Regions from separate parts of the Homo sapiens genome. Here regions 1, 2, 3, 4 and 5 are each linked to region 6. Evidence: chromatin contacts called from ENCODE Hi-C data. All regions are on one chromosome and are shown on one strand. The core of a region is the stretch at or near the end of the contact, and the rest is flanking DNA. Distances in the headings are between cores, read along the strand shown. Region 1 holds the start of CCDC169 (coiled-coil domain containing 169). Region 2 holds the start of MTRF1 (mitochondrial translation release factor 1). Region 3 holds the start of MRPS31 (mitochondrial ribosomal protein S31). Region 4 holds the start of KBTBD6 (kelch repeat and BTB domain containing 6). Region 5 holds the start of NAA16 (N-alpha-acetyltransferase 16, NatA auxiliary subunit). Region 6 holds the start of UFM1 (ubiquitin fold modifier 1).

Region 1 (3,798 bases), core at 634-3,133, 2.1 Mb before region 6:
ACTACTACTTCAGGAACAATTTACTATGACACATTATTTACTGAAGGACTGGTTAAGAAATAAGACTCAGGCAAAGGAAGGCTTCCAATTAGTCAGTTCTAGGACTCAAATATGCACTAAAGCTCAAAGACCCCCAGGCAACCATTAGAAATCTTTTATTTATTTTTATTTATTTTTTTGAGACAGAATCTCGCTCTGTCGCCCAGGCTGGAGTGCAGTGGTGCAAACTCGGCTCACTGCAACCTCCGCCTCCCGGGTTCAAGCAATTCTCCTGCCTCAGCCTCCTGAATAGCTGGGATTACAGGCATGCGCCACCAAGCCCTGCTAATTTTTTTGTATTTTTAGAAGAGACAGGGTTTCACCATATTGGCCAGGCTGGTCTCGAACTCCTAACCTTGTGATCCGCCCAGCCTCGGCCTCCCAAAGTGCTGGGATTACAGGCGTGAGCCACCAGGCCCGGCCCTTGGAAATCCTTTATTTTTAACTTAAATATCATCCTAAAGAAGTTAGTTACCTGGTTTTTCAGAACCAAGCAAATTAGGCACTGCACATTATTACAGAAAGGCATACCTAGGGCAATACATAACAGCTGACAAACTGAAACAAAGAGAAAAAAACAAACACTAATTTAAAAGGTTAGCTATTTAGGGCATCAGTAAATAGAACATTATCATATGACAGGGCCATTTATTCAATAAATATTTTTGAGTGCCTATTATGTTCAAGGCATTGTATTAAATACGGAAGAATTCAGTGAACAGTGAACAGAAAAATAGCAATAGCGGCAGCAAAGTTCCACTGGATGCGTATCACAAGCCAATGCTAAGTTCTTTATAGTGCATTTCATTCCAACCTGGGAACAACAGCAGGAGGTATGAGATGACTATTTGTATACCAGTCTTAGAGCTGAGAAAACTGAGGATTAAAGAGGTTAATTAACTTGTCTAAGATTGCATAGTTACTGAGTGACAAGAGATGGAGTTTGTGTTTTTGCAGGACTGTCCTCAAGTACTTGCTCTTATTCTCTACTTCCTCAGAATACACAGAACCTGTCCTCAGAACGCGTGTAGTTTGGTAGCAAAACAAGAAATAGACAGGCAATTAAAATACTGTGACTGGAGCTACAATAGAGGAAAACCCAGAACCCTATCTAGGCACAAAGGAGAGTCCAATTCTCACGGGACTTGTGGATGGAGTTGGGAGTATGTCCAAAAAATACTTTAAATGTTTCAAAAATTTAACACGAAGTACGAATACTGTTTTTAAAAAGCATAAAGGAGGAGTAACAGTTTTACTAAATGTCATTTTATGAAGTTCCCCTTAAAGGGATGAAAGAAAAAAAAAACCCCGTATAACTAAATAAAATCTTTGGAATTTTAAGCAGAAAACCTGGATTTATGGAGACATCAAAACCAAACACAACTTTTGGCATTACAGTATATGGGCAAAATACACGCCATATGATTGGATCCTTAAGGGCAGCACATCCTACCCGGAAAGCTGCCTACTTAACAATACCAAAGGCTTACTCAAAGAGGCACGTGAATCTTTCGCATGGAATACTTTTGGAACCCAGACCGAAGTGCCCAGGGGTTAATCACGGCGCCGGTCTTACAGCACCCTCAGCGGCTTCAGCCCTGAGACTCTGCAGGTGAAGGCTCGGGGGGTGTGGACGGGACCCCACACCGCGCCGCCCGCCGACTCACTTCTTGCGGACTTCTTCCAGCAACTGCTGTTTCAGGCGGTTGGTGCTCACACCGTCGAAGTTGTAGTTTCTCTCTTCCTTCATAGTGTCAGGCCAGAGACCTCCCGCGTCTTTCCCCTCAGCACCTTAGAGCACAAGACATTAAGGGCCACCCAGAAGCCAGTACGGCACGAGGCGGTGAACCCCAACCGCCCCCCGGTCGCACCTCCCGCGCCTGCCCGCAGAGGCACGTGGTGACGTCATAAAGCGATGCCCGCAGGCGGCAGGGGGTGGGGCGAGGGCAGCCGGGGAGACTGGAGAAGCCTACTCTGTGCGGTGGAGCGACCCTGGATAACAGCTCCAGGGACACTCCTTGCTCAAGACGCTGGGGTTAGACGTGCTCCGGCTACACAGCGGAGTGTCAGGGGGCCAAGAATATCCCTCTCCTTTTTCTTCCCTCCTGCTGGCTTTGGTTGCTTTCCTAAACATTGCCCCGGACGGCAAAGTCGGCTTCACTCTTAGCCCTTGTTAGGGAAACGCTGGATCCAAGATTAGCTGCGCCCTTCTTTGCTTCAGTTGAACAAGCACCAGAGTCGCTGATTTGGCAGTGTCGGAGCGGGAGGAACTGGTCTTAAAAAGGTACCTCCTGAACTCGGGAAGACTGCTAACCCTCCAGATTATTGTTTTGCATCTGTGTGCTGTTCATGAACATACCTCAGAGCTGCTCACTGCAACTTGAAATTTCATTATATTTTTAATCACAAAGTTTGCATCCTACCCTTGATACATCTGTGTTTCCTTGACAAAAAGAGACAAACTCTGTAAAATATTTGAAGAGATTTATTCTGAGCCAAATGAGTGACCAATGGCGGGTGACAGCCCTCAGGAGATTCTGAGAACACGTGCCCAAGGTGGTCAGGGTACAGCTTAGTTCTATACATTTTAGGGAGACATGGGACATCAATCAAATGCATGTTAAGATATACACTGGTTCCATCGGGAAAGGCAGGGCAATTGGAAGGGGTGGGGGACGGGGTGGCTTCCAGGTCACAGCTAGATTCAAAGATTTTCTGATTGGCAATTGGTTGAAAAGTTACTGACTAAAGACTTAGGAATGTCTTTAGAGAATAAAGGGGTTGTGGAGACCAAGGTTTTAGTGAGAATGGGATAATTGGTGTGGAAAACACAATTTGGTGTCAGAAGTGTTGTGAATACATAGTTTTCCAATTGAGTTTCTGGATGAGATTAACATTTCAATTGGTAGACTGAGTATAGTACATTGTCTTCCCCAATGTGGGTGGGCCTCAGCCAATCGACCGAAGACAGAATAGAACAAAAAGGCTGACCTCCCAGGAGTAAGAGGGAGCTCCTACAGCCAAACAGCTTGAGCTGGAACACTTTTCCAGCCTTGGGCTCAGACTGGGACTGCACATCAGTTTGCTTGCATCTCCAGCTTGTCAACTGCAGATCCTGAGACTTCTCAGCCTTCATAATTGTACGGGCAAATTCCTTATAATAAATCTTTTATACACACACTCCCTATTGGTTCTGTTTCTGTGAATTACCCTAATATAGGAGGTATGCTTATCAAAATTTTGTCTAGCTGTTAAGTCTGAAAGGGCAACTCACAACCAAGTAAACAGAATAGAATGAAGTGAAAAGGACTAGATTATCTGTTGACAAATCCAAATATACAGAGGATTTCTTTTTTGAGACGGAGTCTCATCTGTCTCCCAGGCTGGAGTGCAGTGGCACAATCTCAGTTTACTGCAAACTCCACTCCTGTGTTAAAGCAATTCTCCTGCCTCAGCCTCCCAAAGTAGCTGGGACTACAGGCACGCACCACCATGCCTGGCTTAATTTTTTTGTGTATTTTTAGTAGAGATGGGGTTTCACCATATTGCTCAGGCTGGTCTTGAACTCCTGACCTCGTGATCCACCCACCTCTGCCTCCCAAAGTGCTGGGATTATAGGCATGAGCCACTGCACCCGACCCAGAGGATTTCTTAAAAAGATCTGTTAGCAGGATCTCACTGTGGGAAATTAGGAGCAAAGGCAAGCAGAAAACAGGTTTGTCAACAACTACAGAAACCACAGATTTGTGTTTCTGGCAG
Region 2 (3,969 bases), core at 308-2,807, 2.9 Mb after region 6:
TTAAAAAGAAAGTTAAATAAGAAACATACCAAAATGTGCCGAGCACAGTGGCTCACGCCTGTAATCCTACCACTTTGGGAGGCCGAGGCGGGCAGATCATCTGAGGTCAGGAGTTCGAGACCAGCCTGGCCAACATGGGAAAACCCCATCTCTACTAAAAATACCAAAAAAATTAGCTGAGCGTGATGGCACACACCTGTAGTCCTAGCTGCTCGGGAAGCTGAGGCAGGATAATCGCTTGAACCTGGGAGGCGAAGGTTGCAGTGAACTGAGATCGCACCACTGCAACCAGCGTGGGCGACAAAGCAACACGCTGTCTCAAAAAAAAAAAAAAAAAAAGAAACATACCAAAATGTTAATAAAATGATCTCTAGTTGTGAGATTATGAATACCTTTTGCTTGCTATTTTTTCTACTTTTCAGTGTTTTCCAAGTTTCTTGCACATGTAGCATGGAATACTTTCCTAATCATAAAAAAAGATTAGTTTAAAAAATTACAGGTTAGGTGAAATTGGCTGTGTACAATAATTTTCTGTTCTCCTCCCCTCCAACAGAGATAATCAAGAGCTAACAAAAGTACACAATGGTCTTACTGAGTAAGAAAGGGAGAATATAAAGTGTTCTAAGAAAACTCTAAGGTTCAAAGTTGAAATAAGGGTCAAGCCACGCACAGTAGCATGCACCTATTGTCCCAGCTACCCAGGAGACTGAGGCAGGAGGATCACTTGAGCCAAGGAGTTCAAGGCCAGCCTGGGCAACACAGTGAGACTCAACTCAAAAAAAGAAGGATCAACATTTATCAAAATCAAACTTTACTGTCTCCAGTGATCCTACTATGCTAGGAGGTGCATTGATATATTAGCTCATTTGTTCACTATAAGTCTGTTAACTTAGCATTATCACCTAGGAAATAAAATAGTCAGAATGGTCTTTAAAATATTCAGTTTCCAGAGTTCTACTGATAGATTTTAGGATACTGCATCACATTATTAAAAGAACTGTTGAAGAAAGCACCAATGGCCAGCTGTCACAAACGTTACACTCCACCACCCCCGTATTTCAAGCACGTTAGAGAAAGTGTATCCATTTGCTAACAGACAGAATAAAAGGATGACAAATATATGTTTGTACGAATACTTATTGCTAAAATTTCCATTTTAGGAACAGTAGTAGAATGCATAATTTTCAAGGTCATGAATCTCAACATTAAGGAAAACAAAACAAAACAAGATGTTTACTCTCCAAGGTTAACTACACCTGAGAACAGCACGACTTCTCCATTACCCATCACAGTAACAGTATTACTCTGATGCTTTGGGGAAAGTTCTGAGTGTAGGCAGGTCAGAAGCGACAGCCCGCGGGGCAGCAGCACGGGCAAACCATGCTGTGTAACTCAGTATATGGAGTGATTCCATAAAGAGGCAATACAGGAGGCGGCGGGGAAGATCAGGAAAGAACTGTGAGTACCTAAGAAAAAGAAGAATACACGTTAGCTCTCTTTACTGAGGTCGGAACCTTCCGAGACCCGCCACATTTCAGCCCGACAAACCCGAGATCACGTTCACTTCCTGGTTCACTTCTTCCGGGTTAACGCACGCTCCCGGCCCCTCCTCCGCCACTACCGCTCTCCGGAGGAGTTGTCCTCGAGCATGCCTAACAATGGACTAAAATGACAAAAATGAGCTAAATGAGAAAAATGACAAAACGAGAATGAAATTGTCATCAGACAACCGCCCCCGCGCCGTCCTTATCCAGAGCGTGAGCCCAGAGCGGGGATGGAGATGGTGGGAGGGAGGGAGGGAGGGAGGGGCCAAGGTGGGACTAAACTACAACTCCCAGAGCGCCCACCAAAGAATCCTGGGAGTTGTAGTTTACCTTGCGGCAGCCTCCAACCCCCTCCACTCACTATCCAGCCAAATGTGGAGTTTTTGGTTTTCACCGTTAACTGCAAACCTAGAAGAGAGATTCTTTACGATTCTGATTAAGAGATCAAGATTTAGAACACATTGCATGTGAAATTACAATAATTTCCTTATGTATTAGAAGCCCGTAAAGCACTGTTTTCCAATATTTAAAAAAAATAAAGACTCCTTTTACATCATCCACAAATGTAGAAGATTCTGCGTGTAATTTCTATACTTTCAGCTTCCATTGCTTCAGAAAATACCTAATGACTAAAGGATAATACAAATAAATTTATATTTTAAAAGTAGTAACAGCCCCAAAAGTTAGGAGACCGTGTATTTCCACATGTTAGTGATTTTATAATGTTCTTTGCACATGGGAATGTAGGGGCTCAACCTAGATTCATAGCTTATGAACCACTGATTAAGTGAAGAATGAAAACTCCAGTTAATAAACAATTGCAGGAAAATGCAAGCATATTGTCCTACTTTGACTAATCCAGTGGGATCCAGCCCTTGGCTATCGCAATTTACAGTCTTTCTATCTCCATGCCTCAATTTTTCTTCCTGAAAGAAAAGGCAAAAAATGTACCATATTACTGACTTTACAGAGTATTTTCTTAGATTATAATCACATACATAGATAGGAGAATTAGCTATATATGCAAAATAATATCTAACGTTTATAGCCAACTTCAAGGTACCTACTTCTATGTACTATGTACTAAATACTGTTCTAAATGGTTTTACCCTATTAATTCATTTAATTTTTACAACCTTAAAATACTTATTTTGCAGAGGAGAAAATTAAGGCACACAGAGCTAAAGTAACTACTCCAAGGTAAAAAACAGTAAGTGATAGAGCCAAGACTCAATTAAGGCAATGGCTTTAATGATCTGTGGCTCCTAAGCTCTGATATAGGGCCACCCTGCTCCAAAAAAGAAAAAACCTTCAATCATGTATTCAATAAATAGTGAACACCAGTTATGTGCTATTCACTATTCTAGTCATGAGGATTTAGCAATGAACAGAAAAGACAAAAACCTTTGCCCACATGGAGCTTATGTTCCAGTAGGGGAAAAGTTTCAAAGGGTCTACATAAAGTCATTCTCCTAAGTTATCCAAAAAGTTCTTTAATTATTTATTCTGATTTGTGCTTTCAGCTATATAACTTGAGTATTATATATAAAGCTTTATTCTCCTTAAAAAATTAGTCTTAGTCGGGCGTGGTGGTTCACGCCTGTAATCCTAGCACTTTGGGAGGCCGAGCCAGGTGGATCACCTGAGGTCAGGAGTTCGAAACCAGCCTGACCAACATGGAGAAACCCCATCTCTACTAAAAATACAAAATTAGCTGGGCGTGGTGGCTCATGCTTGTAATCCTAGCTACTCGGAGGCTGAGGCAGGAGAATCGCTTGAACCCAGGAGACAGAGGTGGCAGTGAGCCAAGATTGCACCATTGCACTCCAGCCTGGGCAACAAGAGTGAAACTCCGTCTCAAAAAAAAAAAAAAGTAGTCTTACTGCTATGGACTGAATTGTTTATATTCATAATCATGTGCATATTACTAATATTTATTTTTAAAATTCATATATTGAAGCCCTAACCCCTCCAATACATGTGTCTGTATTGGAGATAGGGCCTTTAAGGTGATTAAGGTCAGATGAGGTCGTAAGAGTAGAGCCCTGACATAATAGGATTAGTGCCTTTCTAAAAAGGCACCAGAGATCTTGCTCACTGTCCCTGCCCAAACAAAGAAGAGGTTACGTGAGTACACTGTGAGATGGTGGCCACCTACAAGCCAAGAGAAGAGGTATCAGACTGAAACCTACATTGCTGCCACCTTGATGTTAGACTTCCCAATCTCGCAAGAGGCTAAGAAACAAATTTCTGTTGTTTAGGCCACCCAGCTGGTGGTTTTTTGTTTTTTTGTTTTTTTGTTTTTTGAGGTGGAGTCTCGCTCTGTCACCAGGCTGGAGTGCAGTGGCCTGATCTTGGCTCACTGCAACTTCTGTCTCCCGGATTCAAGCAATTCTCCTGCCTCATCCTCCCAAGTAGCTGGGAC
Region 3 (3,839 bases), core at 668-3,167, 2.4 Mb after region 6:
GGCTGAGGCAGAAGAATCGCTTGAACCCAGGGAGCAGAGGTTGCAGTGAGCCGAGATCACACACTGCACTCCAGCCTAAGCGACAGAGCAAGACTCTGTCCATATATATATATATATATATATATATATATATATATATATATATATATTATCAAGTTCTCAAAGCCAGAAAATGGCAGCCGCAGGTTAAGGATACTTACATGAAAGAGAAAATGGCAATTTCAAAAAATGCTGAAACTATTTGATCTGCTTATGAAAACGTCAGAGGCTATCAAATCAGGCACTTAAAAATTAGAATAAAAAACCAACTGCATAACTAGTATCCTCATAATCAGTACACAGGACTCTCATTATAATATTCAATATATGGTACAATCTATTTAAGAAAATGGTCATTATTTTACATTTAAAGTTACTATTCAAGGTATTTTAATAGAAAAGTGGTAATCAGGGGAATGAATCTCACATGTAATCTTTACTACAATGTTTTCTTTCAAGACTGCTATCATACCACAGAAAACAATCTACATTATAGGAAAATCACGTCTAAGTAACTCCCTAGCACTAAAAATAATAAACCTCTCGACCTAACCTCCCACCTGAGTTTGTTTCCACTGACAGCAGCTCATCAGTACTTCAAATGCAACACCTTCAACACCACATTCAAGACTCCTCTTTCAGACTGACTTTCCATTTTTCACACTTTCTATATTAAAAGGCCCCCTAACATAAACAGGTATTTGTTGTTTTCTAAAAATTATAATATATGGAAAAATCTTTCTCAAGCCTGGCTCCGCATTCTTCTGTTAACATTAAGGATACCCTAATACTCCAACGCAGCCAGTTGAAATTTTTGCTATCTCTGACTACCCTACCATTATCCCATGACGTCACATCCCTTTAATTCTACCTGTGCAATTTTTCTCCTCCATTCAGCTGGTCCTTCCCATCTTCACTGCTACTAACCTGCTTCAGCACTGTACTTAACCAAACTGCCTTCTGAGTGTTACGCATGGAATTTATGCAGCGGAATTAGGTTTTCATAATAAAGTTCTCGGAGGATAAATACCAAAACCAAGTATGCCACAATTCCCTTTTTTCCTGGCTAACTTCAACCAGTGGTCCTCCTTCAGATTTCGTCAGACTTTTCCAGAAACGATATCCTGAGTCTCCCCTATAATGGTTAGGTGTCCCTATTTGCTATCCCAGCAAGTACTCATTCATGTTGGCTGAATAGTGTACTCTGTTTACCTACACTATCTCAGCTATTACTTCACTACATAGCACTTGAATTGTCTACTTTCTGGAACTACACGCTCCGTGATGGCAGGACTGTCTCACTTGGGGTTTACAACCAGTACTGGCACGCTGTTTTTCGAGTTTTTCAGTAATGAACTAAAGAATAAATGAAGGAAAACAAATGAGACTATCAAATAAATCTTGGGAGGCAAAAGATAAAAACCTGGGTAAACTGACAGGAGATGATGACAAGAGGAATGAGGCGCGGCGTGTAGTAGAGCACAGCGACCAGGTTTGTAATCGTAGCTCTGTTTTCACGCACACTATGACCTTGGGCAAGTCATCTTTTCTTTCTGGGATTTCTCTTTCCTCAGATTTAAAGCAATAGCTTCTAAGACCCAGCAGGTGGTAACATCGACCCCAGGAAGTCGGAGGATGTACAGGACGGGGCACGGGGTTGCCTGAGGACCTACCGGGCCAACAGCGCTGAACTGCGGTACCTGACTGTTCCGTGCCGAACAGTGAGTAGCATAATCGCAGCCGCTGATGTCTCCGGGCTTCCAGAGGACAAAGGGTGGCGGGAAAGGGGGCGAAGAGGTAGGAACGTCGAGACTCTAGGAAACATCGCCGAGACACGAAATGAACCAAGAACACAACTGAAATGGTGCGTCCCGCTGCCAAACACGTCCCCGCCCTCTCTTCCGCTTCCGGCCTGGCGCCTTCCTCCCCCTTTGCGCTCCGGTGGGCTACAGGGGCGGGTAACTGTGTTCCGGACTCGCCCGCGGCCGGGCGGAGCCAGTTGCCTCCAAGCGACCCGACCCACCCCGCGATTGTAGTCCTAGAGGCGGAGTCCTCGCCAGAGTTCAGCAAAGGTTCGCTGGCCGAGGCGGGTCCCAGACCGGCGAACCCGACAGTGGAGGGCGTGACCAGTTGTGCAAAAACTACAGATGGTGCCAGTGAGATCAGTCTCTTCTTTAACAGACAATATTTTGCGATGTTTGGAGGGGAAGGGTCTACAGCGTTCACCACGTTCTCAAAATGCGCCATGGCCACCAAAGAGGTTTAAAAAAAATTACTAAAAGACCTGCTGCCCTATGAATTAGCGTTTCCTTTCAGTCTTTATTTTTGATGTAGAGTCAAAATGAGACATAGGTTTCATTTTTCAAAAATAGCTTTATGGCCGGGCACGGTGGCTCACGCCTGTAATCCCAGCACTTTGGGAGGCCGAGGCGGGTGGGTCACTTGAGGTCACGGGTGCGAGACCAGCCTGGCCAACATGGTGAAACCCCATCTCTACTAAAAAAAAAAAAAAAAAAAAAAAATACAAACACACACACACACACACACACACAATTAGCCGGCCGTGGTGGCGGGCGCCTGTAATCCCAGCTACTGGGGAGGCTGAGGCAGGAGAAGCGCTTGAACTCGGGAGGTGGGGGCTGCAGTGAGCCGAGATCGCGCCATTGCACTCCAGCTTGGGCTACAGGGCGAGATTCTTTGTCTCAAAAAAACAAAAAAGAAAAGAAAAAAAGATTTACGCCGGGGGCACAGTGGCTCATACCTGTAATCCCAGTACTTACGGAAGCCGAGGCGGGCAGATCACTTGAGGCCAGGGGTGAAGACCAGCCTGGTCAACATAGTGAAACCCTGACTCTACTAAAAATGCAAAAATTAACCTGGCGTGGTGGCGAGTGCCTATAATCCCAGCTACTCGGGAGGCTGAGGCAGGAGAATAGCTTGAACCCGGGAGGCGGAAGCTGCAGTGAGCCAAGATTGTGCCACTGCACTCCAGCCTGGGCAACAGAGTGAGACCCCGTCTCAAAAAAAAAAAAGGATGAAAAGATGCAAGAGAGAGACTTGGCTTTTACCTGTCCCTCATGAAACAGGGAACTGTGACCCCAGAAGAGATGTGGGGTTCCCAAACTTGGAAGGGGATGAGAATAAATCTGGTGGGAAATGTTGGCTAATAGGACACATGGGAACCACTAGCCTAAAATTCCATAAAGGCATTCCAAAGTTTACATCAACATTTTCCCTGTCCTCTCAAAAAATAATCAAGGTGGGGAGGTGAGTTTTTGTGATACTAAAACACAGCTTACATTGAGCAGATCTTCCTGAGATCCACTAACACTAACAGAACCTTTGTGACTGAATGCTCTACACAGTACACTTGGGGATGCTTACTTTGTCTGATTTGTAAAAAAACAAACAAAAATTAAAGCATAACTTTGTCAAAAAACAAAATTATGGCAAATTTAGCATAATTGGTTTTTATTTGTGATTCTAGAATAGTGTTCCAGTGAGTTGAGCAGAGGGGTTTGGCTTTACAAGCACAAAAGAGTTGAAGAAAATAGAAACAGGGAACAAAAATCAGATTGGTCATTTCAAAGTTACCTTCCTTATAGGGTTAAAACAGAGGGATTCCTTGTCATGCTGGCTCAGGTAAACTAGGGCCCCTCTGATTGGTGCTGTGAATCTCCTGCTTTTGGAAAACTGGCCCTGATTTCAAAGTTCAGTTTGATTACTTGGCACTTAGCACAAGTGACTATTCTGGTTTGCTCTGGTGTGCTGGGGGCTAGTACAGGAAGCTTGTCCAAAAC
Region 4 (4,114 bases), core at 261-2,760, 2.8 Mb after region 6:
ACCCAGAGGTCTGTCCTGGGCTGAGCAGCTAGATAGATGTCATGGTCAGGAGAGATACAGACAGCTAAAGTGGTGACAGTCCTAGTGTGAGCCAGACAGGTCAAAGGTGACGGCACTTTGTAAAGGTCCCCCGAGTATGGATCACAGCAGAGAAAGGGATCTCTGGGGTGTCCAAAGAAGATCACCATCTCCTTGGCACACATACCCAGTCTCTGGGGTGGATTTTCTGCTGCAGATACAAGAGAGTTGCTGCTGCTACTGCTGCTGCTGCTGTTTGGCACTGGCACCAGAGACTTGTACAACAGGTCACCATAGCGCATCTGCAGGGCCCCTTCAATAACGTCCAGGCAGTACTTCTTCACGATGGGCTTGGTCAGCAGCCCTTCTAAGTAGTCCTGATCTTCTTCAGTGAAGTGCATCCAGCGCACGCACTTGAAGACTTCTGCAGCACTGGGACCCCGCTCTTTGGGAGCAGCCTCCAGCCACTGCACTGCCACATGGCACACTGTCTGCTCACTCTCCACGTCCAGACTATCCAAGCGCAGGACAGCCAGCAGCTGGGCCAGGGTCAGATCTGCTAGAGTCTCCTCCCGAATTGAACCCATGTGGCTGAGTTGCTTGAAGTTCTGAGCTATATAGGACTGGGCCTGGGATCGCAGCTTGCGATGGCCAAAGGCATCTGCAAACTTGAGGATGGCGGTGCAGTTGGTCAGGTCAAGACGTCGGGCTAAGAAGGAGGCACAGGCTTCCCGCACATATTCCAGCTGTAGCATGTCGGAGGCCGCGTACAGGCGCTCCACGTTGGCCTCACTGAGAGACACACGACCCGTGTAGCAGTAGTCGACCAACACCTCGAAGGACTCGGCGTCCACATCGTGCATGGTCACGCTGGCCTGCTGGCTCTCGTACATGCCACCTGTGAACATGCTCTTGAAGTAGGGACATGCCGCGGCCAGCACATTGCGGTTGCAGGGGAACAGGCGACCCGTGCCAGGCCCGCTGCCAGGCGTCACCACCTCGATGGTCACATCACACAGCAGCCGCGCATCGTAGAAGGACTTGAGCTGTGCCAGCAGGGCTGCAGAATGGGCCGTGTCCTTTAATTCCTCTGGACCCGTGAAAAAGGCCGAAACTGTGGGTTTGTGAATCTTCTTGGGCCGCTTCCCACCACGGGGACTGGCTAGGCGGCGAGAGCGCGGGGCGTCTTCCCGGGACTGCATGGTGGAGATGGCGACGGGCGCTGATGGCGAGAAACGCTGCAGGACCCGGCTCTGGCTCCTCCTCAACCTTCCCTCGCTGACGCTAAGATAGCAGCGTCTCCGAAGAGACAGCAGCACGAGCCCATTTACTGAATTCAACCCTACCCCGCAGAACCGCCTCCCGTTATCGTTTAGACAGTGGCTGACTCACCCTCTCTCACTCCCGCGTCCTTTCTCCGCGTCTGCTCGCCTTCACAGGACCCGCTGGCTTGGAGCCGCAGAAGCCGCTACTGCAGCGTGGGCGACAATGCTAGGCGCCCAGGAGAACTACCGCTCCCAGGTTGCCTTTCGCGCCCCGAGGGCTGCTGGGACTCTCGGACTCCCGGGCCGAGACCGAGGGAAAGAATCCGCTTTGCATGTCGGGAGTAGTAGTTTGTGTAATATCGCGATCCTTCTCTGGTGTTCCTTGTTTTAGCTGACGACACTCGAGAGCGCCAATTTTCCTAGATTCGATTTTGTGGTTTGGAACTGTGGTTTTGGAATCCAGAGTAGTCGCCTCGTTCTAGTATGTATTGTTTGACTTGTCTCTTTGAACTGTTTCTTCTTTTGTAAGACGTGAACAGTAGTATTTCATAGGATTGTGTGAAGATTACATGAGTTGGTTATAGGACGCTGTTAATAAATATTTGTTGGTTTGTAGAATAATTACTCAGTTCTTAGAATTATAAAGGTTCGATAAGTTTTCTTCCAGCCTTTATTAAAAAAAAAAAAAGGAAGCACCACTAATTTGAAATTATGAGCCTGTAGGAAAACAAAAAACCCCCCAAAACAGAAAACCTTGCAAGTTCCAGCAGAGATCCCTTTTTAGGGGCGTGTGTGTGTGTGTGTGTAAATTAGATTTTATTTTTAGGTTTACGGAAAAATTGAGCAGCAGGGACAGGGAACTTCCATATATCTCTCCCCACTTCACAGTTCCCTTATTATTAACATCTTGTATTAGTGTATGTATCCATTAGAAGTGATTTTTTTTTTTTTTTTTTTTTTACTCACTATGCCTCTCCCTGGTACCAAAAGATAACTCAGGGTTTGTAGGATTGGTTGGCTATCGCTGGAATTAGATCCCTGGCTTTTTCACAATTGCCTGTCCTTATTTGCCATGACTAAAAGGAGACCACCTCCAGTCACCTGACTTTGAGACTTTCCTTCCATATCTGCATTTCAAAACCTGAAGTCCTCTGTAGCCACTTCTCCCACTTGGTCTCTCCAATATTCAGTACCCCTTTCCCTTTTTTACACAAAAGAAGAGACATGCTTTAGGGGGTCCTCACCCCAAAACACAATGGAAGCCAGAGGCCTGGTTGGTAATTTAGCATCCTTTTAGACCCAGTGGCTCAAGCATTTCTCCCCTTGCTTGTATGAAGTTGCCTCTCCATCAGAGCTGACTTTATTTCTAGTCATTCACTCAACCTTTACTTACCCCGTGCAGTTCAGACATTAGAAGTCACTGAGAACACCTAACACGTTTCCGCTTCGGACTCACCTCCTGTGAAACCCTGCCACTGTCTTCCTCTCTCATCACTGTCCACCGTAGTCAAAACAATCAAGCCACTCTTCTTCCCATTCCCTCTGAAGGACAACCTTGTGACTGAATCACCGTCACACAGTCATTCACATTTCCTCACTCTGACATCACCAGAACTCCTCTCAGAGACCTTGATATCACCTTTGTAGATGGTTCTTACCTCAGGAGTACAAATGGGGAATTTTAAGCAGGATACACTATTGCAGATTTTCAACAGCCTATTAAGTTGAAATCTCCACTTAAGTTAACATGGCCCAAATCATTGAATTCTTAAGCACTCACCCAAACTTGCATGTTAGCACAAGATAAGGGAACTAACATTTATAGAGACAGCCAGTTTACTTTTGGAATTGCACGTTATTTTGGTATGCTATGGAAAGAAAGAGGTTTATGACAACTGAGGAGTACCACTCAGAACCCAACTCACTAACTTATTTAAGTCTTTTTTTTTTTTTTTTGAGATGGAGTCTCGCTCTTGTCACCCAGGCTGGAGTTGCAGTGGCGCGGTCTTGGCTCACTGCAACCTCCGCCTCCCGGGTTCAAGCGATTCTCCTGCCTCAGCCTCCTGAGTAGCTAGGATTACAGACACCCACCACCATGACCGGCTAATTTTTTTTTTTTTTTTTTTACTTTTAGTTGAGATGGGGTTTCGCCACGTTGGCCAGGCTGGTCTCAAAATCCTGACCTCAGGTAATCCACCCGCCTCGGCCTCCCAAAGTGCTGGGATTACAAGCGTGAGCCACCGCGCCCAGCCCCCCTGTTTAAGTCCTTACAGCTATCCAGAAATTAGCCATTCTCAAAAATCAAAGCTCACACTAGTGGCTGGACTAACAAAGCTAAAGGAAACTTAACTGGCTGAAAATATGCTAAGGTTGCTGCTTCCCAAGAAAACACCTCCTGAATCACGTGTATACTTCTCCTTGCTCAACCTACTCTAAAGACAGAAACTCTTAAGAAACTTAAGATATAACAGCTGCTAGCACCTGAGGCTGAAAAAGCAAAAAAGCAACAAGCTGGATGTTTTTTCTACTCAGATGGGCTTTGGAGACACCTAGACATCATTGATTTCTCTTGGTCCCTCACCCAAAATTTATTCTGCAGCCTCCATGAGATTACACATTATGGCAAAGAAAATCTTTCTCCGCAAATATTGTTGGGGATGCCCTAATACTGAGCAGTTAACTTCAACTTGCCCCATCTGCCAGAAACACAATCCTAGTCAACATGTAAAGTGGGACAAGCATGAGAGTCAACTCTCTCTAGTCCTTGTTTTCATTGGAAAATATATCAACTCTCAAAGTCTTATGGGTACAAATATGTTTTAACCATAGTT
Region 5 (3,985 bases), core at 400-2,899, 3.0 Mb after region 6:
AATCATGTGTGAAACGTAGGAGATTGAAAGAAAAAAAAAGACTCCTATGATTCTTTCATGTCCAACCAACTTAGGCTAGAAAGAAGGAAAATCAAATAGGCAGGCACTGTGGCTCACACCTGTAATCCCAGCACTTTGGAAGGCCGAGGTGGGCAGATCACCTGAGGTCGGGAGTTTGAGACCAGCCTGACCAACATGGAGAAACCCCGTCTCTACTAAAAATACTAAATTAGCCAGGTGTGGTGGTGCATGCCTGTCATCCCTGCTACTTGGGAGGCTGAGGCAGGAGAATCGCTTGAACCTGGGAGGCGGAGGTTACAGGGAGCTGAGATAGCGCCATTGCATTCCAGCCTCGGCAACAAGAACAAAACATCGTCTCAAAAAAAGGAAAATAAAAAAGGGCAGCCCAGTTCTGATTACAGCCGACTAAATGCAGTTACTCATCAATTACTTTATAGTCTCAGAAATATGCACCCATTAAGATTCAGCACATGTATAAATAAACTTATGTACCTAATGTTTACACACACCTTACTACTAACCCTACACTGAATGTATGGTTTATTCTTGCCACTGTTGTATCTTTCTAGACTCACACATTACCATCAATATGCTGCCTTTTATTTGTTGTAGAGAGTATCCCAGAGTTGGAAGATCCTGAATTTGAAGCCTGTTTCTCCCATTATTATATGGCTTTCAGGAAGGGGAACCATCTGAAGAGAAAGGGTAGGTAGACTCAGAAGACCAGTGGCCTTATAAAACCGTAATTCCGGCCAGGTGTGGTGGCTCACGCCTGTAATCCCAGCACTTTCGGAGGTTGACGCGGGGGCGGATCACGAGGTCAAGAGATCAAGACCATCCTGGCCAACATGGTGAAAGCCTGTCTCTACTAAAAATACAAAATTAGCCGGGTGTGGTGGCGCATGCCTGTAATCCCAGCCACTCGGGAGGCTGAGGCAGGAGAATCCTTTGAACTCAGGAGGCGGAGGTTGCAGTGAGCCCAGATAGCGCCACTGCACTGCAGCCTGGGCGACAAGAGCGATACTCCATCTCAAAACCAACCAACCAAACAAAAACAAAGATTGTAAATGTTTGTTTGGTTTGCCCTGGAAAGAGAAGGCTTCTACTTAGAGTCTGAATCAAGGAGGAAAAGGAAAGAAAACAAGTTCATCTTTCATCAAAAGTCTACTTTGCATCGGACACTTAAATTCCTAAATGGGGAGAAATGCAAAAAACTCTGACTCTTCAGAGTCATAACTAACATTATCTTGCGCCACAAGCTTATCAAGAGTGCAATACAAGTCAGTGTCTTCTCTTTTCTACTTAAAAGAAAATTCTCGTTTTTATTTATTACTTTATTGCAAGGAGAAGCAGACAATAAGTAGGAGTCTTATGAGGCGTTCTGATGCATAGGAGCAATGGTGAATGAGGGTGGTGACTCACCACCCCATGGGACTCCAAGGTTTTGGTGACAGCTCGCCTGAGCCCCAGGGGGTGCCGAGATTGCGGCGAGGAGAGCCGCAGCACAAGGCAAATCCACGCGGTTGGTCCCCGCTACGCCCCCGTAGTCACCCGCAGCCCCTCGCCAAAGGGCGCTCCGCGCATGCGCACAGGATCCGGCTCGGGAGGCGGACCCTGGCTGCCATCTTGCAGTGCGCGGGAACCGCCGCCGCCGCCGCTGGCCAAAAAGCGGAGCCCAGGGGAAGCGTGTCCTGCTCAGACCGCCTTCCTTCTCCATTGCCACCCGTGCCGAACAGCCAGGCTGCCCAATTGCAACTGTAGACCAATGAACTAATCCATCGCCCGCAGCCCGACTCTCAGCAGCGGTTCGTCCCGGTGCCCACCCCCGCGAAGCGGAGCGCCCGGGCACCTAGCCTCCCTGCCGGCCACCTAGCCTCCCTGCCGGCCACGATGCCGAACGTGCTGCTGCCGCCCAAGGAGAGCAACCTCTTCAAACGCATCTTGGTGAGTGGCCGTAGGCCGCGCTGCCGCCCCCCGGTCCCCGGGTCCTCGGGCCTTAAGGGCAAGCGGTCTGGCGGCGGCCGGCGCGGGCCAGGCTTGGCCTCCGCTGCCCACCGCTCTTTGTTTACCTCGGAGGTCGCGGGACCCCACTTTCCCGCTCCGGCCGGCCCACGGGGGCTGCCGAGCCGCTCCTCCGTGCGCTTCCTTTCCGCGGTCTTCTGCGGCTCGCCTCACCCCCGCCGCGCTCTTTCCAGAAACTTCACGCCGCTCTCCGCAGTGCCCGGGCACAGCCGCCTCGGCCGGTAGTGGCTGCCGTGCTCTCTGCCGCGCCGGGCTCGCAGCAGCCCCTCAGGGATCCTCCCCCGGTGGTTTATTTTGCCAGTCTCTCCTCGGCTAGGTGTTTTGCGTTCTGCATTCTCTGCTTTGCGTTTAGTTAGATTGCACAGCACACCCGCATACCTATTAAAGCGGGATCGATGCGATGGTGGAATTTTTCCTGGTTACGAGGAAATAAAACCGGCAACTTTAGGAAGCCAGGCCTGGCACCACCTCCCTTTGGGAAAAAGTTTGCCTGTTTGTAATGTACCTTATTTACCTCTTTGGAAGTGAATATTTGACTTGAAGTGCGTTTCTGAGTTGTCACCAACTTCAAAACAGCTGTTTGCTTTTTAGTCGCACAGGCCTTGCTTGAGTAATTAAAGCCGCGTGGACTGGCTGGTTTTGCATTTGAGGGGAGCATTTTTACTTTATCGCGGAGCAGAAGCCTGAATAATGGCCCCGTAGTGATGACCGCTGCGGAGCCGGGTGGGCAGTTTTCTGTGGGCTGTGTGCCAGCGTCCCTGGTAGCTTTCCAGGTTCTGTTCTTCCAAGGAGAAGAGGCAGCATTCCTTTGCTTTCCTCAGTATCCTCTGGCTACCCTAGGTTTTAAACTAATATTGTTAGTAGGTAACTGTCTTTTCTAGTTTATCTTTTCACCTGAAAAAAAGCTTTTATTTGCTAAACATGCATTTAGGTTTAAAGGTGAATTTATTGAAAGCTGGGTTGGCTATATGGCTGTTAGTTGTTGCTTAACTTTACTATAAATAAAATACTAATTTTAGAGTAATTTTAAGTATGAACAGCGGCAGATAATTCATAGTAGCTGTTCTGTTTCAAGACGATAGAAACTTCACACTTAGTCTTCAGATTAGGATACATAGTAGATGGGATAAAAATTTTAAATATTATGTGGTGCTTAGTTTTGAACCAATAATAAGATACAAATGTGAGAACATTAAAAATACGAATAATTAAAGCACGTGGCAGGTTGCTTCATTGGGCTTTGTATTTTTTTATTTTACTTCTCATGCCCTTTTATTTTACACAGCATGGAATTGGAGAAGTAATTTATTTATTTTTATTTTTAATTTTTTTTTGCCCTGGGAATCTGAAACATTAATGATAATATCATTTATAAATCGCTAGTTGGATTTCAGGACATTTGGCATCATACTTTAAAGATGACAGCACTTCTTTTCTCTTTATACGAGTTTTTTGTAGTTCAAATCATGGATCAGTGTCATAAGGAAAAAGTTACATTATTATTCTTAAATTACAAAAAAGGTAGGGTTTATCCCCAAATAAATTGGGAAATGGTAACCACTAAAAAAAAATCAATTATTTTGAGATGGAAGTCTCGGTTTGTTGGCCAGGCTACTGTCGAATTCCTGGCTTGAAGCGATCTTCCCACCTCAGCCTCCCAAATTGCTGGGATTACAGATGTGAGCTACTGTGCTCAGCCAAGCTAAACATTTTTAAATCTAGGTATGTAATGTTTCTGACAAGGTTGCGTGAATTTAGGAGGATTCTGCATAAACGAATGATTTTATCATTTCACAATTGCAATAAATGTGGGTAAAATTTGGCTACAACAAATTCCATAGCAAACAGAAGTCTCTGTAATAAAATTATCTTTAAAGTTTAGTGGATTAAAGTGCTTTGCCACCAACAGTAAAATTTTTTCTATTGAAAAAATTCAAACACA
Region 6 (4,003 bases), core at 1,371-3,870:
ATCAATGCCTTTTAGTGGATTTTGAGGGGAGAAAAGGCAATAGAAAAAAATGAACAAATTAAAGTACTATTAAAATACCAGTCAATTATTAATTGATCAGTCTATAATTTGTTCCCTGTAATATAAAGTATTTGGAATAGAACACCTTAAGATTTATTCAGGTGCAGATGTTTCAAGATTACATAATTTGACTATCAGATGGTTCTAGTCATAATCGTAAATACAATCAAATTATGGTGAAAATGAAAGAATTTTTTTTGGCATCCAGAGGAATATAAAAAATAAAGTTGGCTATAAAAATAACTAGTCAGAAGAATTTCTATGACTATGGAAGCAAATCTTTTTAGTCCTTATGTAAATTTAATTTCCTTCTGGCTTTCTTCTAATAATGGGAAATTTATATGCATTTGCAAATAGAATATTGGTATGCTTCATTGACATTTAATGAGGTCTAACATGGTCACACTGTGCACTTCTACAGTCATTTCTGCCTCTACATGATACTAATTGGATCTTTTCCAAAACACATTAGGCCATTTATGCTATTTGTTGTCTTAAAATGTTCCATTGCCAATTATCTCCAAAAATTTGCTCCAGAGTTTGCTTCTGATTACAGCCATTAAACGTACTTCAACATTTTAACTTTTCAGTAAAAGAGAAGGTCCTTGTTTTGCTATAAAATTTTCCAATTGCAAATCCCTTCACAAAGTTAAAAAAATTGATTATAAATAAATCCATTTATAATTTCTTTCTTGTCCTAAGCAAAATAAAACTCAGGAGGCTGCAGAAATCATGCTGTGACTCTGAGGAGACAAACATGAGAAGCAGAGTTGGGGACTGAGGTGAAAAAGAATTCTAAATATTTAGAAACAGCTGCTTTTTAATATCTCAAGAGATGTTATTTTGATATATTATACAAATGTATTTTCTGAAGCAGCAGAATCTGAGTACTAAAGTCACACTGTGGGACTGAATTCTGTTTTCACCACTTTTTATACATACAATAAAAGCTCTCTGATTAATATCCATTTTTCTCTTTAGGATTTTGCCACGTTTTGATTCATGAGCAGAAACCAAACTATAAATAGCAGGATGCAAATTTTGTTTCAAAATATATTATATGTAGTCTTATAGACTGTAAATATGTACACTCATCTCTTTCATTATTATTTGGCTAGCTGACAATAGGTAGACACAATCACAGTTTTATCCTTATTACTATTCTCACAAGTTTTAGTCACACCCACTAATTGAATAGTTTCAGCTATTAAGGCTGTAACTGTTGATCCCTGTATCTGTCAATCAATATTTGGCTTCATCTACATATATGGTAAGACCATTATTTTAAAAAGTGAGGATGGCTGTCATGAGAATGTTGGAGTCTTACTTGCCTACTCAGAACCAGAACTCTCTCCACTGGGAAATGTCACCATAGAAGATCAGTTGGCTGCAAAATTATTGTAAAGATGAATTTGATCTCCATTATCCCTACTACAGTTCCTTCCTGGTTCCTCTCTTAAGTATCTCTCCTTAAGAATCTGATGCATATTCTAAAGATCAACTAGATTGCCCCATTATTTTAATGCCTACCTGCTTCCTCCTTTGTCTATTCATGCTAATGTTTTAAAAGGGCATTTCAGTCATTGTGAGACAGACGCATATTTTCCAAACACAGAGGTTTAGATCTGTAATAAAGTTTAGAGGACAATTTTCTTCCGTCATCACTACACAGGATGTTAGATCCTAGAGAGTTGACGCCTACCTGCCTTACTCATCTTGGATTCCCCAGAGTTTAGCTTAGCGCCGGGCAAATAGAAAGGGTTCAAAGTTGGTTGTTAAATTGAATAAATGTGGTCAGTGATTAGCAACTCAGCGCACTGGTTTAATTAGACCATATAACAAATTACTGAAATCTCCTGTTCATAGATGTGTCTTCCCAACTAGACGCCACGTTCCCCAAACGTAGAAACCTCATTTTTTCTCACCCACCCCAGCGGGAGTCTTGGCATAGATAATTCGTACTTGATAGCTCTCTTACTTAACCGAAATTCAATAGTTATAAATCAGTATCGGAAAGTAAAGCGTGAAGGAGAAACTATGAGAAATGTAAAGGATATAACAGGATTGGTTTGCTGGAAAGACGGAAGAAAACTAATGATAAAGCAGTGTTACAATTCCTGCTTCTGGAGCACCAATTAAGCTTTTCCGCGCTCAGGTTGCCTTAGAAACTTTAGAGCGCGTCCGCCCCAGCCCCGCCCCCGGCCTCGCCCCGAGCTTCGCCCCAAGTCCATCTCGCTCTTCATCCGACTACCCCATACCCTTACTTCCGCCCCAACCTGCCAACTGGAACCTAGGGTCCTACGCTCTATGCCCACGCTTATTCTGCCTGACTAAAAATATGGTAGCAAATTACCAAAGTTAGAAAGATATCTTATAAATATAATCCATACTTTTTTCTTAGATATATAAACGCAAAAGCACAAGATATTTGTAATTTAAAAGCGCCATCTAGCATGAGCTCTTAGGGCCAATTTTCAGGCAGTGCGTTGGATAGCAACAACTTCGGAGGTCCCCAGATTGCAGAGGGAGACGTGGACGTGAGTGGAGCGGGGCGGTCCCCAGCACACTAGAGGAAGTCGTGCTACCCCCGCGGAGTTGTCGTGTGTTCTGGATTCATTCCGGCACCACCATGTAAGTGTTTGCTTACCGACTGCCATAATTCCTGGTCCAGCTGCCCGACCCTGACTCTCTCCCGCTCTTTTCCTCAGGTCGAAGGTTTCCTTTAAGATCACGCTGACGTCGGACCCACGGCTGCCGTACAAAGTGTGAGTAGCTCGGCCGAGATGGGCCTTTTGGGGCCGGACAAGACGGGGCTGGGTTGGGGATGATCCGAGCTTTTCCAACAACTACCCCACGCAGTCTTCATCTCTTCACTTCATCTACTTTCCTGGCTCGCGCCCTTCCAGGAGCCTTTCCCACCGGAGCCTGCGAGGAGAGGTCCGTACTTGCTCGCTAAGTGTCAGCTTGGCAGCTTGGCCCCGTCACGAGGGTGTGGGTGTGTTTCTGATTAGTGACCTCCCCTCGGAATTCATTTGGTGGGCAGGTGGCGCGGGAGGACAGGTGGACCAGGTTCTGGTAATTTGTTGGGATTCTTAAACAGTCCCCATCTGCTGGATATTAGAAAAGCGTTTCACCGCTTTGGCCAGCTGGTTGAGGAAGTTAAGGAAGACATTCCATCTTGATAGTCAAGACTTTGAAATTACTTGAACATTTGTTATTCCGCGGCTTCTGAGTTTCGTTGTGTATGAGTAACTCAGCAGTCGGGCATCACAAAGTAATGAGACTCAGATCACACCCTTCCTATGCTGGGATTTAATAGAGTATTTGGTAGGAATGGGAAATGCAGATAGGGGATAGTTTATCCATGTGGGGCCTTTACTTATCCTTCGCAGTTGAGTGATAGATTTTAAGTAAACACTCTTGAGGTTATTGCAGTTGGAAGTAGCATGAAATGTAGCAAAGAACAGGATTACAATAGAATTTTTTGCATAATTAATTAGTACCTTGGCCTACCTAGCTGACTGATAAATTTCAATGATTTACCAATCCATGATCCGTACAACCTCTCAGCCTTTTCCTCCCTTGATCTTTTCATCTCCAAAATATCCCTGTTACACTTTATCTCAGGTGTTCATGGTTGCAGCCTAGAACCTTAAGATTCCAATAATTGCTCCATCTCTGAGATGTCGTTTACAGGCACTCTTATGGATAAATACATTCTCTCCTACATGATTTACTATAATTTCTCATCTACAACGTTTCATTTAATCCATTAATCACAGTGATTTTTTATCTGTAGCTATCCCCACTTCTATTCCTTACCTTACTCCTTATATAGTTAAGAGTCCATTGGTCCACCTTTAAATCATTCTCATGCAAACACCCTCAACTCTGGTGGCCCTGTCTCTCCTCTCAGCATATTTTGGTTAGTGAAACACCAACT

The links. Hi-C counts contacts between places; a loop is a spot of excess contacts on that map. Pooled maps may share reads with other maps.
Region 1: a loop to region 6 is called in a pooled map, with 16 times the contacts of the local background. The contact joins the promoter of CCDC169 here to the promoter of UFM1 in region 6. A Hi-C loop is called at or near these places in 5 of 50 pooled maps.
Region 2: a pooled map shows a loop between it and region 6 (20-fold over the local background). The contact joins the promoter of MTRF1 here to the promoter of UFM1 in region 6. A Hi-C loop is called at or near these places in 6 of 50 pooled maps.
Region 3: a map of CD14-positive monocyte shows a loop between it and region 6 (11-fold over the local background). The contact joins the promoter of MRPS31 here to the promoter of UFM1 in region 6. A Hi-C loop is called at or near these places in 2 of 168 maps with a recorded cell type or tissue (CD14-positive monocyte and naive thymus-derived CD4-positive, alpha-beta T cell) and 12 of 50 pooled maps.
Region 4: a loop to region 6 is called in a map of CD8-positive, alpha-beta T cell, with 13 times the contacts of the local background. The contact joins the promoter of KBTBD6 here to the promoter of UFM1 in region 6. A Hi-C loop is called at or near these places in 3 of 168 maps with a recorded cell type or tissue (CD8-positive, alpha-beta T cell and naive thymus-derived CD4-positive, alpha-beta T cell) and 10 of 50 pooled maps.
Region 5: a loop to region 6 is called in a pooled map, with 13 times the contacts of the local background. The contact joins the promoter of NAA16 here to the promoter of UFM1 in region 6. A Hi-C loop is called at or near these places in 5 of 50 pooled maps.

The regions. Positions count from the first base shown.
Region 1 is chr13:36,295,931-36,299,728 of GRCh38, forward strand. It overlaps CCDC169 (coiled-coil domain containing 169), which reads right to left and starts at 1,884. Exons shown (of 8, transcript NM_001144981.3): 1 at 1,707-1,884. The coding sequence starts at 1,789. CCDC169-SOHLH2 (CCDC169-SOHLH2 readthrough) reads right to left here and starts at 1,884. Exons shown (of 16, transcript NM_001198910.2): 1 at 1,707-1,884. RefSeq lists enhancers at 1,511-2,472, 2,473-3,435.
Region 2 is chr13:41,262,019-41,265,987 of GRCh38, forward strand. It overlaps MTRF1 (mitochondrial translation release factor 1), which reads right to left and starts at 1,558. Exons shown (of 10, transcript NM_004294.4): 1 at 1,467-1,558. RefSeq lists an enhancer at 976-1,476 and a silencer at 1,764-1,853.
Region 3 is chr13:40,769,273-40,773,111 of GRCh38, forward strand. MRPS31 (mitochondrial ribosomal protein S31) reads right to left here and starts at 1,918. Exons shown (of 7, transcript NM_005830.4): 1 at 1,713-1,918. The coding sequence starts at 1,864. RefSeq lists an enhancer at 1,807-1,976.
Region 4 is chr13:41,131,292-41,135,405 of GRCh38, forward strand. It overlaps KBTBD6 (kelch repeat and BTB domain containing 6), which reads right to left and starts at 1,511. Exons shown (of 1, transcript NM_152903.5): 1 at 1-1,511. The coding sequence starts at 1,220. KBTBD6-DT (KBTBD6 divergent transcript) reads left to right here and starts at 1,637. Exons shown (of 4, transcript NR_120423.1): 1 at 1,637-1,764. RefSeq lists enhancers at 1,164-1,213, 1,574-1,813.
Region 5 is chr13:41,309,618-41,313,602 of GRCh38, forward strand. NAA16 (N-alpha-acetyltransferase 16, NatA auxiliary subunit) reads left to right here and starts at 1,650. Exons shown (of 20, transcript NM_024561.5): 1 at 1,650-1,965. The coding sequence starts at 1,912. It also overlaps a transcript of MTRF1 not described here.
Region 6 is chr13:38,347,231-38,351,233 of GRCh38, forward strand. UFM1 (ubiquitin fold modifier 1) reads left to right here and starts at 2,621. Exons shown (of 6, transcript NM_016617.4): 1 at 2,621-2,691; 2 at 2,769-2,825. The coding sequence starts at 2,690. RefSeq lists silencers at 2,151-2,260, 2,958-3,172 and an enhancer at 2,371-2,580.